Regions from separate parts of the Homo sapiens genome. Here region 1 is linked to region 2. Evidence: chromatin contacts called from ENCODE Hi-C or POLR2A ChIA-PET data. All regions are on one chromosome and are shown on one strand. Each heading gives the region's core, a stretch centred on a gene start or an enhancer-like site at or near the end of the contact. The rest is flanking DNA. Distances are from core to core; before and after follow the strand shown.

Region 1 (6,902 bases), core at 266-2,765, 300 kb after region 2:
AATTAGCACTCTGTGTCTAGTTAAAGGATTGTAAATGCACCAATCAGCACTCTGTAAAATGGACCAATCAGCAGGATGTGGGCGGGGCCAAATAAGGGAATAAAAGCTGGCCACCCAAGCCAGCAGTGGCAACCAGCTTGGGTCCCCTTCCATGCTGTGGAAGCTTTGTTCTTTCGCTCTTCACAATAAATCTTGCTGCTGCTCACTCTGGGTTTGCACTACCTTTATGAGTTGTAACACTCACGGCAAGGGTCTATGGCTTCATTCCTGAGGTCAGCGAGACCACGAACCCACTGGGAGGAACAAACAATTCTGGACGCGCCACGTTTAAGAGCTGTAACACTCACTGCGAAGGTCTGTGGCTTCACTCCTGAAGTCAGCGAGACCACGAACCCACCGGAAGGAAGAAACTCCGGACACATCTGAACATCTGAAGGAATAAACTCTGGACAAACCATCTTTAAGAGCTGTAACAATCACCGCAAGGGTCCACAGCTTCATTCTTGAAGTCAGCGAGACCAGGAACCCACCGGAAAGAATAAATTCCGGACACAACATTTCTTTTTTCTTTGAGACAGGGTCTCAGTGGCACAATCATAGCTCACTGCAGCCTCAACCTCCTGGGCTCAAGAGATCCTCCTGCCTCAGTCTCCTGAGTAGCTGGCACACCGCCATGCCCTGCCAATTTTTTTTGTAGAGACAGGGGTCTCACTGTGCTGCCTACACTGGTCTCGAGCTCCTGGTCTCAAGCAGTCCTCCCTCCTGGTCGTCCCAAAGTGCTGGGATTATAGGTGTGAGCCACCGTGCCTGGCCTCTTTTCTTCTTTTTTCCCTCCACATGTGTCTTATTTTTTTTATTTTTTTATTTTTTGAGACAAAGTCTTGCTCTTCTCCCCCAGGCTGGAATGCAGTGTTGCCATCTTGGCTCACTGCAACCTCTGTCTCCCGGATTCAAGCAATTCTCCTGCTTCGCCCCCTCAAGTAGCTGGGATTACAGGTGCCCACCACCACGCGTGGCTAATTTTTGTATTTTTAGTAGAAGCGGGGTTTCACCATGTTGGCCAGGCTGGTCTAGAACTCCTGACCTCAGGTGATCTACCCGTTTCGGCCTCCTGAAGTACTGGGATTAGAGGCATGAGCCACCGTGCCCGGCCGTCTTTTGCTTTATTTTTGAGACAGAGTCTCACTCTGCTGCCCAGGCTGGAGTGCAGTGGTGCTATCTCGGCTCACTGCAACCTCTGCCTCCCCGGTTCCAGTGATTTTTGTGCCTCAGCCTCCCGAGTAGCTGCTGTGATTACTACAGGTGCCCACCACCACGCCTGGCTAATTTTTGTATTTTTAGTAGAGATGGGGTTTCACCATGTTGCTCAGGTTTGTCTCAAACTCCTGGCCCCAGGTGATCTGCCTGCCTTGGCCTCCCAAAGTGCTGGGATTACAGGCATGAGCCACTGAGCCTGGCCTCTATATAAGCCCTAAGTTCTAACCGCTCCTCTGAGTTACTCATCACTGAATTTCCGTTGCAGGTGATTCATGAGTTTCCAGGAAAGGGGTGGGTGATTTCCAGAATGAGGGTTCCTCCCCTTTTTAGACTATATAGGTAAACTTCTGGGCCAGGCATGGTGGCTCATGCCTGTAATCTCAGCACTTTGGAAGGCCAAGGCTGGCAGATCACTTGAGGTCAGGAGTTCAAGGACAGCCTGGCAAGCATGGAGAAATCCTGTCTCTACTAAAAATACAAAAATTAGCTGGGCGTGATGATGTGCTCCTGTACTCCCAGTTACTCAGGCAGCTGAGGCAGGAGAAGCCGGAGGCAGAGGTTGTGGTGAGCCAAGATTGTGCCACTGCACTCCAGCCTGGGTGACAGAGCAAGACCCTGTCTCAATAAACTAAACTAAACTAAAATAAATAAATAAAGGAATAGACTACATAGGCTAACTTCTGGATGTGGCTGTGGCATTTGTAAACTGTCATGGCGCTGATGAGAGTGTCTTTTAGCATGCTAATGTATTATAATTAATGTATACTGAGTAGGGAGGACTACCAGAGGTCACTTTCATTGCCATCTTGGTTTTGGCTGGTTTGGGCTGAGTTCTTTTTTTTTTTTTGAGACAGAGTCTCACTCTGTCACCCAGGCTGGAGTGCAGTGGCACAGTCTCAGCTCACTGCAATCTCCACCTCCCAGGTTCAAGTAATTCTCCTGCCTCAGCCTCCTGAGTAGCTGGGATACAGGCACGTGCCACCACACCCAGCTAATTTTTGTATATTTAGTAGAGACGGGGTTTCACCATGTTGATCAGGCTGGTCTCGACCTCCTGACCTTGTGGTCTGCCTGCCTTGGCCTCCCAAAGTCCTGGGATTACAGGCATGAGCCACCGCACCTGTCCTGGGCTGACTTCTTGACCACATCCTATTTTATCAGCAGGGTCTTTATGACCTGTATCTCATGATATCAATCCTGCAGACCTCATCTATCTTTTTTTTTTTTTTTTTTTTTTGAGACAAAGTCTCACTTTGTCACCCAGGCTGGAGTGCAATGACACCATCTCAGCTCACTGCAACTTCTGCCTCCCAGGTTCAAGCAATTCTCCTGCCTTAGCCTCCCAAGTAGCTGGGATTACAGGTGTGCACCACCATGCCTGGCTAATTTTTATTTTATTTTATTTTATTTTATTTTATTTTATTTTATTTTATTTTATTTTATTTTATTTTTAAGACAGAGTTTTGCTCTTGTCGCCCGGGCTGAAGTGCAATGGCAGGATCTCAGCTGACTGCAACCTCTGCCTCCCGGGTTCAAGCAATTCTCCTCCCTCAGCCTCCCAAGTAGCTGGGACTACAGGCACTTGTCACCACACTGGCTAATTTTTGTATTTTTAGTAGAGATGGGGTTTTACCATGTTGGCCAGGCTGGTCTCGAACTCCTGACCTCAAATGATTCATCCACCTGGGCCTCCCAAAGCACTGGGATTACAAACATGAGCTACCGCATCTAGCCTCCGAGTAATTTTTATATTTTTAGTAGAGACAGAGTTTCACCATATTGGCCAGGCTGGTGTTGAACTTCTGGCCTCAAAGTGATCCACCCTCATCAGCCTCCCACAGTGTTGGGATTACAGGCGTGAGCCACTCTGACCAGCCAAAGACTTCTACTTTCATGAACTTACTGTAAATCTTACCCTTAAGTGAAAGCCTCAACATTACTGAAACACATACTTACCATAAATCCTGCCCTTATGCAAATTCCCTATGGTATATAAGCCCTGGGTCTTGGGGTATAACATTGTAGGGATCCACCATGTCATCTGGAGGCTGCCTGAGACATGGTTTCTGTTCGTAAGTCCCTATTAAATGTTTCCTTCTGATCACTGTGTTTGTCAGCCTCTTTCTTTGGCCTCTCAGCTCCCTGGGCCTTTGGAGGTAGGTTTGCATAGACCTGCTCACCGCAGAAGAGTGCTTAATATATATATTTTTTTTTTTTGAGACGGGGTCTCACTCTGTTGCCCAGGCTGAAGTGCAGTGGTGCCATCTCAGCTCACGGCAGCCTCCGCCTCCTGAGGTCAAGCAATTCTCCCTCCTCAGCCTCCTAAGTAGCTGGGATTACAGGGGTGCGCCACCACGCCCAGCTAATTTTTGCATTTTTAGTATAGATGGGGTTTCACCATGTTGACCAGGCTGGTATCGAACTCCTGACCTCAGGTAATCCACCCGCCTCGGCCTGCCAAAGTGCTGGGATTACAGGCATGAGCCACTGCACCCGGCCTTAATACATTTTTGTTGAATGGATGAAGTGCTTCTCCATAAGGGATGTTTGGGTTCAATTTTCTGGCTCCCACAAACCCACCTTCTGAGTCTCAGACCCTCTCCTTGTCCATACCTGTCCATGCGGAGATAGGCGGTGTGGTGTTACGATAGATACATACTGGTTTGCATCTGCAGATCCCCGTTCCTAACTCCCACAGTCCTGTGATAATGTTGGGGCACTTGAGGCCTCAGGAAACAGAACCTCTCCTCTGAACTTCTCCTGTTCCTCTTTCACCTGTCCAACCAGGATTCTAATCTGATGTGGGTCCAAAGACCTTCATTCCAGAGAGGGTCCTGCCCCATACCCTAGAGCAAGACTGTTCAGCCCACCGTCCAGGATGGCTTTGAATGCAGCCCAACACAAATTCATAAACTTTCTTAAAACATTATGAGATTGTTTCACAATTTTTTTTTAAAGATCATCAGCTATCATTAGTGCTAGAGTATTTTATATGTAGCCCAAGACAATTCTTCTTGTTCCAATGTGGCCCAGGAAGTCAAAAGATTGGTCAGCCCTGCCCTAGAGGAAGGAATGCTGAGAGAGAGGCCAAGAAAAGTCTGAACAGACAGGCCTTGCCGGGGGTTTAGATCATGAGATTTTTGTCCAATCACATTTCTACACGGTTATCAGTCGTGCCCATGTAATGAAGCCTCCATAAAAAAGCCACGAGGACTGGGTTTGGAGAGGTTCTGGATGGCTGAATACGTGGAGGTTCCTGGAGGGTGGTGAGACCCAGGAGAGCATGGAAGCTCTGCTTCCCCTAAACTCCACCCTATGCATGGCTTCATCTGTATCCCTTGTGAATCCTTTATAATAAACCACTAAACATAAGTAAGTGTTTTCTTGAGTTCTGTGAGCCATTCCAACATATTAATCAAACCCAGGCTGGGCATCGTGCCTCATACCTGTAATTCTAGCACTTTGGCAGGCCAAGGCGGGTGGATTACTTGAGGTCAGGTGTTCGAGACCAGCCTGGCCAACATGGTGAAACCCCGTCTCTACTAAAAATACAAAAATTAGCCGGACATGGTGACTCACACCTGTAATCCCAGCTACTCAGGAGGCTGAGGCAGGAGAATCGCTTGAACCCGGGAGGCGGAGGTTGCAGTGAGCCGAGATCCCGCAACTGCACTCCAGCCTGGGAGACAGAGTGAGACTCCGTCAAAAACAAAAAAACAAAAAGCAAACAAACAAAAAAACAAACCCAAAGAGGGGGTCATGGGAACCCCAAATTGAAGCCAGTGACTCAGAAGTTCCAGAGGCTCAGACTTGTGACTAGCATTGGGGGAGATAGTCTTGCAGACTGAGTTCTCAAGCCCTGGGATGTGATGCCATCTCCAGGTAGATAGTGTTGAAATTGAATTGCAGGACACCCAGCTGGTGTCCACCCCCACACATTTGGTCACAGAAGTCTTCTTCTGTGTTGACTGTTGTGGTGTGAGAGTAGAGGAAAAATGCAGTTTGGATAGAGTTTTTTTCTGACACAGGTGGTGATCTTCAGGAACCCACCTGCACCTGTGAGATTCTGAAGACGTGGACCCAGCCTTCACAGGCATCCAAGTTACCTTCCCCATGAGGACTTGTTTTACAGATCACAAAAGACATCTGCACTTTGTATGGCTCCAGCAGGATCTCTCTGATCTGTGAGGATTAATGAGCCAGCCACATCTCTCCCCAGCTTCCTGGACCAATGGCGCAAACCTAGTTCAGAAACCCAGCAAGTTGCCTGAGGCATTAGCCAGGCATCCGTGGTATGCAAGTTTTGGCACTGGTTTGCTGTTTGGATGTTTTTCTCCTTCAGGCGGAAATTTACAAAGCACTCATGCTCCAACTACCATGGCAGAGAGAGGAGGTGAAGCAAATTGTAAAAACTTCAACCTCAGTATTGAGTTTCTCCTTGACTTGTGTTGAAGCCAATGATGGCAAGGGATGTGGATAACCTGGATGTTTTCTCTTGGGATCCACCCTCTCACAGGTGTTCCTCTGAGCACTTTGCAGGATGAGAAGTTGAATAGGGAGGGGAGAGGTCCCCTCTCCTCCCCTCCCCTCTCCTCTCCTTTCCTCTCCTCACAGGGTCTCGCTCTGTTGCCCAGGCTGGAGTGCAGTGGTGTGATCTTGGCTCACTGCAACCTCCACCTCCTGGGCTCAAGCAATCCTCTCACCTTAGCCTTCTGAGGAGCTGGGACTACAGGCACGTGCCACTATACATGGCTAATTTTTATATTTTTTTTTGGTAGAGACGGAGTTTTGCCATGTTGTCCAGGCTGGTCTTCAACTCCTGGGCTCAAGCAATCTGTCTACTTCGGCCTTACAAAGTGGGTGCTGATTTCTCTGCAGCTTATGGACACACCATAAGCTGGGGGCACCCATGGAAGTGCTTTAGCTTGTAATCTCCATCAACATCTCCCACAAGACACCTCCCCAAACTTGATCTGGTTTGGGGAGTCACTGCTGTCTGGAGGAAAACATCTCTAATTTAGCCCTCGAGATTACACATATTAAGTTCAACTAAGTACGAACTCAAGGTATATTAAATACAATTTCCAAACACACCAGCCATCATGAGTGAGAATCAGCAGAAACTATGAATGACAGACTTAGGCCATCTCAGGTTTTTGGAGTGATCAGATACAGATTATTTTATTAATTAATTAATTAATTAATTATTTTTGAGATGGAGTCTCTGTTGCCCAGGCTGGAGTGCAGTGGCATGATCTTGGCTCACTGAAACCTCTGCGATTCTCCTGCCTCAGCCTCCCAAGTAGCTGGGATTACAGGCGTGCAACACCATGCCCGGCTAATTTTTGTATTTTTAGTTGAGATGGGGTTTTGCCATGTTAGCCAGGCTGGTCTCGAACCCCTGACCTCAGATGATCCACCTGCCTTGGCCTTCCAAAGTGCTGGGGTTGCAGGCATGAGCCATCCCGCCTGGCCAGATACAGATTATTAAGCATAGAGTTGTAAGGCAAGCGTTCTGGGTCTTTCTCTTTCTCTGTCTCTCTCTCTTTCTTTTTTTCTCTCTTTTTCTTTCTTTCTTCTTTTGAGACGGAGTCTTGTTCTGTTGCCCAGGCTGGAGTGCAGTGCCACGATTCAGGCTCACTGCA
Region 2 (6,732 bases), core at 782-3,281:
GTCTGTAGGCTGCAACCAAGGGCAGCAGCCTCACAACAAAAGTGCACCCTTTGTGTGGCAATCATTTACCTGTTGTAAAAGCACAGTACCCTTCTCTCTAATAAAAATTCGAAAGGCCAAAAATCAGCATTACATAATGGCCAAACATAAAGAAATGAAAAGCAGTCTGGGTGCGGTGGCTCATGCCTGTAATCCCAACACTTTGGGAGGCCGAAGTGGGTGGATTACAAGGTCAAGCGATCGAGACCATCCTGGCCAACATGGTGAAACCCCGTCTCTACTAAAAATACAAAAAAATCAGCCAGGCGTGGTGGCGGGCGCCTGTAGTCCCAGCTACTCGGGAGGCTGAGGCAGGAGAATCACTTGAACCTGGGAGGTGAACGCTGCAGTGAGCTGAGACTGCGCCACTGCACTCCAGCCTGGTGACAAGAGTTAGACTCCATCTCAAAAAAAAAAAAAGGAAAAGAAAACATAATAAAACAGCCTCACGCTATGTTCACTGGAAAATTTATATGCATGTATATGTTTTATAAGTTATAGAAGCCCATAAGAATTCCAATAGTTCAGGGGAAAAAAAAAGAAAAAAAAAAAACTAAACTTGAGCTATATACCGATGTCTACCCACTAAAATTACTAAAACTATAGCCAGGAATACTTGTTTGGTTTCGTGCCCCTCTCCTTTACAAGGGAGGTAGAAAGCAAGGTGGAGAGACACCCAACAGTCACTTCCGTTTTAAAAAACAAAAACAAAACCAAAAAACTTACACACAGCAGATTTTTCTGGCTAGTATTGGCCAATCTTTCTCTTGACAGTATTAAGTGCTATCCTTTGTGTTAACAGTCCCATGCATTTAATTTATTGGTTTAAAAGAAATATTTCTTCATCTGATTAAAAAAAAAATCAATCTGACTTTTCTGTCTTGTAATTAAAACAAACTATCAATACAATGGATAGGGGGCAATTTCTCTGAACCAGGAGCTGTTCCAGACACTGGGGACAAAAAGGTGAATGAAACACAGCCCCTTCTCTTAATCTAGCTAAGAGGACAGACACGTACAGAGGCATGATGTGAGAATGATGCTGGCTGACAGTGCCTCTCAGGCAGAAGCGAGAGATGACTGGAAGTGGGAGGTGGAGAGGAGAGGCTCACTTTTATTTTTCATTTCAATGTATACCTTAATATTTTTAACATCCATTTTTGGAATTACATGTTTTACAACTTCATTAATAGAGTTCAGAGGCACAAGATTTTGGCTCTAAGTTTACATATAACTAAGTAGTACTACCATAATTATCACAAGCTGGTAAATAAACAAGATGGCCTCAATGTGCCAAGGGCACATTTATGCCAAACAAAGGCAAAGTCACTTCATGGCAAGCTGTATTTACACTGATGGTTTCTGAGTGGCAATAACTGAAAGAAAAGCAACAGGAAAACCGAGTCATTACAAGGAATCCAGCCGTCTACACAAACCAGGCACCATCCCAGCATCCAAGAACATGGGCCATAAGGAAGCAGTAACAGTTACATCACAAGCGGCTACTTATTTCACAACATCATCGCCCAGTCTATTAAATTAATGTTGGTAGTCAGAACTTTATTGGTTTTGTAGTTTGGTTTGAAATTAATTTATAAACTGCCTTTTATAGCTGCATTAGGGATATAAGCACACAAATTATACCTAATTTGTGTATTGGGGAAGGGAGGAAATTAAGTAATATAGAAGAACACAAAAACTATTTTTGAAGTAAACATACTCAAGTTTCAAAAACATGAAAGACCCTGGAACTGCATCAGAAGTTCCACATCCTCAACGTAAGCAACATAAGGAGGAGACCCTGTCTTTACAAAAAATTTTAAAATTAGCAGGGCATGGTGGCCCGTGCCTGTAGTCCCAGCTACTCAGGAGGTTGAGACAGAGAGGCCGAGGCTGTAGTGAGCCCTGAACATGCCACTGTACTCTAGGTGGGTGACAAAGCGAGACCCTGTCTCAAAAAAAAAAAAAGAAAAGAAAAAAGAAGAAGTTCCACATGCTGCAAAGGACAAGATCAGATCTACTTTTACACTAGTTACTGGAGTTGGGGACAAGCCTTCATTTGCTAATGCTGGCCATCCATCAGAATCTCCTGAGAAGTGCTTCAAAGGAGTATGGATTCCTGGGTTTGACTCTGGAACAAATGAATCAGTATTCTCATCTTACATGTGAAGACAGTGGGACTCTGAAAGATTAAGTCACCTGATCGTACAACTAGTCAATGGGTAACCAACATGATTCAAACCGATACTATGATTTTAACAGTAAAAACGTGAGGTTTTTTAACTACCTCCATGATCTGGGGGAAGGGTATACTGCAGTTCCCTGAACTACTCTTTCAACTTCTCTGTAAGTCTGAAATTATTTTCAAATAGAAAGTTAAAAACAAAAACTAAAAAGAATAGACAGCAGGCTGAGACGTGTTAAGAGGTAGAGGTGGGATAGGAAATGGAAAAGGATGAGGCAGAGGCCTCTGAAAGGAGGGCAGAGGCAGAGCTCCATCTCCACACAGAGGAGGTCGGCTGGTTTTCAGTTTTGTTTTGTTGTGGGGGAAGAGGAGGTACCAGTCAATAGCAAGCTGAGGAGTTTAAAAAAAGAAGGAAGGAAGGAAGGAAGGAAGGGAGGGAGGGAGGGAGGGAGGGAGGAAGGAAGGAAGGAAGGAAGGAAGGAAGGAAGGAAGGAAGGAAGGAAGGAAGTCCACATATCTGTAAGGTGGGCAATAAAGGAACGATCTTTCTGTATTTCTCTACATTACAAATTCAAACTAGCATTTACGAACTTGCCAAAAAAAAACCTGTTTATGTTTATAGAGAAATGCATTCTGAAGTCCAAACAACTGACCACACAACAATTTCTAAACCCTTCCACTACTACATAAAACATCTGCTTCTGTGCTAAACTTTTGTAAGGCACAGTTTCTGCTTCAAGAAAATCTGTGATGCTTGGAATTGAGGTTTATCTTACTGAAGAAAAATCTGAAGAAAAGTGTTTGCCACCCATACAGCTGATAATTTTTTGTAATCCTAATGGATCAGTGGGAAATTGTACCACGAAATCTCTTGTCAGTCAATATAACAATGTCTCTAACTAATTTCAGTAAAGTGAAATCTACAGTTATTCCCTTGAAAAACAGGACAAATCAACTCTTTCCCAACTTTTTTCTTTTTTTTCCCGCAAGACGGAGTCTCGCTCTGTCGCCCAGGTTGGGGTGCGATGGCATGATCTCACTGCAACCTCCACCTCCCTGATTCAAGCAATTCTCCTGCTTCAGCCTCCCAAGTAGCTGGGACTACAGGCACATGCCACCATGCCCTGCTAATTTTTTGTATTTTTAGTAGAGATGAGGTTTCATCGTGTTATCCAGTATGGTCTCAATCTCCTGACCTTGTGATCCACCTGCCTCAGCCTCCCAAAGTGCTGGGATTACAGATGTGAGCCACTGAGCCTGGCCTTCCCAACTTACTTTAAGAGGTAACTAAAGGACGGGTGCGGTGGCTCACCCCTGTAATCCCAGGGTGATTGGATTGGGAGGCTGAGGCGGGTGGATCACCTGAGGTCAGGACTTCGAGACCACCCTGGCCAATGTGGTAAAACCCCATCTCTACAAAAAATACAAAAATTAGCCAGGTGTGGTGGCACGTGACTGTAATCTCAGCTACTTGGGAAGCTGAGGCAGGAGAATCACCTGAATCCGGGAGGCAGGTGATCATGCCAAAATCATGCCATTGCACTCCATCCTGGGCAACAGAGCAAGACCCCATCTCCAAAAAAAAAAAAAAAAAAAAAAAAAACCCCTAAAAAAAGTGATAATAGATTATCTCCATTACTGGCAGCAGAAAACAAATTTAAGTGTTAAATACCAAACTTTTTTTTTTTTTTTTTGAGACAGCGTCTCACTCTGTCACCCAGGCTGGAATACAGTGGCATGATTATAGCACACTGCAGCCTCAGCCTCCTGGGCTCAAACAATCCTCCCACCTCAGCCCTAAAAGTAGCAGATAACTTTTGAATTTTTTGTAGAAACAAGGTCTTTCTTTGTTGCCCAGGCTGGTCTCAAACCCCTAGGTTCAAGCAATCCTCCAGTCTTGGCCGCCCAAAGTGTTGAGATTACAGGCATGGGTTACCACACCCAGCCAATACCAAAGTTTTACATTACATAGGTGAAGCTAGTATCCAACTATTTTCCACCAATTACCATGTAATATGGTTGAAATTACACGACCTTTCAAACTTCCAGATACAGGTGACAAAGAACATTTTTAATATAATTTCTATTTTCAAGATTTAAAAATTCTATCTACTTTTAATGTCTACCTAGCTGTCACCTCAAAAAATTCAAGACAGATTCTAAATTTTAAAAATTTTCCAATTTATGTTCCAGGAAATTTAAGTGAAAGGGAGGAAAGCTATAACTAAAATTTACTAATGGCTAGTAGTACTAATATACATACTTTAAAAAAAAATTACCAAGGAATAAATATTTAGGATGCTCCAGAGAAAAATTATATCTGTAAGCAGTTTCAATCTCCTCATTTTATGAATGTTTTGGTTACTTCAGCTATTAAGTTTTAATCAAGCTAAAAAATAGGCCTTTTTCCTTCCATCTTAAGAATGTCAATGGGATGAGGAGGGAAAAGCCAAAAGGTGGGAGGAATAGAGTAACAAACTTTTAATCAGCTAGCATGATTTAAAGGACACACACTTCTGTCCTTTAACACAGCATGTTTCTTGAAAATAGGTTACTAGTTCCTAAAAAAGAACACAAAAGCTATTTACAGGCTGAAAATCTAAGATTTTCTATTCTCAAATTTTCATTTAGAGAATACATTTTGGGACAAGAGGGAAAAACTACATTCATTTTAAGGGGATAGGAAAAGTACCTGATACGATCTAATCGTAAAACATGAGATCAAAGATAAGAACTGAAAATGCAACTTCCAGGCACCAGGCATAATAATTTATATAGACTCTAAAAAAGGATTAACTTTAAGTGTATTACTTCAACTTCACTCCAGTCCTTAGAAACATTTAATATCCTTGGGAAAGAGTACCATCTCTTCTTCCATTGAAGGCCTTGATATTTATAGAAGATATTGCCGGCCAGACGCAGTGGCTCACAATTGTAACCCTAACCCTTTCAGAGACTGAGGCAGGTGAATTCTTTGAGCCCAAGAGTTCGAGACCAGCCTGGGCAATGTGGCAAAGCCCCGTCTCTAAAAAAATTTAAAAATTAGCTGGGTATGGTGGCAGGCGCCTGTATTCCCGGCTACTCAGGAGGCTGAGGTAGGAGGATCATCTGCGACTGGGAGGTTGAGGCTGCAGTGAGCCATTATCAGGCCACTGCACTCCAGCCTGGGTGACACAGGGAGATACCCTGTCTCCAAAAAAAAAAAAAAAAGATATTCCCATCAAAAAATACTACGATATCCTAAAAACAAAGTTAGAATAAGTAAAACCACAAGCTTACTTCCATGGCCTGAAATGTCTTTGGCAATTCTATTGCTAAAAATAAAGCCTAGGAGAAGCCCCGCATATTTGTTTTTATATATATTTCTTTTTTTTTTTTTTTTTTTTTTTTTTTTTGAGACGGAGTCTCGCTCTGTCGTCGAGGCTGCAGTGCAGTGGTGTGATCTTGGCTCACTGTAACCTTGAACTTCTGAGTTCAAGTAATCCTCCTGCCTCAGCCTCCCAAGTAGCTGGTACTAGAGCCTGGTACTATCACAGCCACACAACACCATATCTGGCTTTTTTTTTTTTTTTTTTGAGATGGAGTCTGGCTCTGTTGCCCAGGCTTGAGTGCAGTGGTGTGATCTCGGCTCACTGGAACCTCTTCCTCCTGAGTTCAAGCGATTCTCCTGCCTCAACTTCCTAAGTAGCTGAGATTACAGGCGCCCGCCACCACGCCTGGCTAATTTTTGTATTTTTAGTAGAGACAAGGTTTTGCCATGTTGGCCAGGTTGGCCTCGAACTCCTGACTTCAAGTGATCCACCCACCTCGGCCTCCCAAAGCGCTGGGATTATAGGTGTGAGCCACCACACCCAGCCTAACGTTTTTGTTTTTGTTTTTTTTACTTTCTGTAGAGACAGGGTCTGGTCAGAGACTGGTCTGACCAGTTCAACCTGGTCTTGAACTCCTGGCCTCAAGCACTCCTCTCTCCTCAGCCTCCCAAGGTGCTGGGATTATAGGCATGAGCCACCACACCCAGCTGTTCAGATATTTTTTCAATCAACTAGTACGGAACAAGGGCTGTGCCAAGTGGCTTTGTAATCTTAGCACTTTGGGGTACTGACACAGGAGGATCCCTTGAGTCCAGGAGTTCAAGACCAGCCTGGGCAACATAGGGAGACCCTGTCTCTACAAAAATTTAAAAAATTTTTAAATTTTAGGTAGCATACACCTATAGTCCTAGCTACATGAGAAGCTGAGAAAGGAGAATCACCTGAGCCCAGGAGGTTGGGGCTGCAGTGAGCCAGAATGGTGCCACTACACCCCTGCCTGGGTGACAGAGTGAGACCCTGTCTGTAAAATCAACAAAAAAACCCCAAAACATGAAACACCCCAAGAAAGGCAGGGCTGAAAGTCCTAACAGTGCCTGTAAGTAATAAAGAGCAATGCACTATCCCTGAAAGAACAAGAAGCTCAATAAAACTTGCAAAGGATCATTAAATCTAATATATGCCTATGGAAACAAAAAG

Evidence for each region. Hi-C counts contacts between places; a loop is a spot of excess contacts on that map. ChIA-PET counts read pairs that join two places held with the same protein, here RNA polymerase II (POLR2A). Pooled maps may share reads with other maps.
Region 1: a pooled map shows a loop between it and region 2 (4-fold over the local background). The contact joins two enhancer-like sites. A Hi-C loop is called at or near these places in 4 of 50 pooled maps. POLR2A ChIA-PET finds 5 or more read pairs at or near these places in 2 of 52 experiments (K562 and activated CD4-positive, alpha-beta T cell).

What each region holds. Positions count from the first base shown.
Region 1 is chr1:8,898,561-8,905,462 of GRCh38, forward strand. LINC03153 (long intergenic non-protein coding RNA 3153) reads right to left here. Exons shown (of 4, transcript XR_002958531.2): 4 at 6,656-6,902. Among named protein-coding and RNA genes, the nearest start is that of ENO1-AS1, 23 kb to the left of the region's middle. Within about 2 kb of position 1,516, at least 9 of the 41 ENCODE cell types and tissues checked have a DNase peak (open chromatin) inside an H3K27ac peak, as active enhancers do.
Region 2 is chr1:8,601,945-8,608,676 of GRCh38, forward strand. The region is part of intron 4 of RERE (arginine-glutamic acid dipeptide repeats); the gene reads right to left. Among named protein-coding and RNA genes, the nearest start is that of SNORD128, 110 kb to the left of the region's middle. RefSeq lists enhancers at 2,036-2,135, 2,446-2,585. Within about 2 kb of position 2,032, at least 5 of the 41 ENCODE cell types and tissues checked have a DNase peak (open chromatin) inside an H3K27ac peak, as active enhancers do.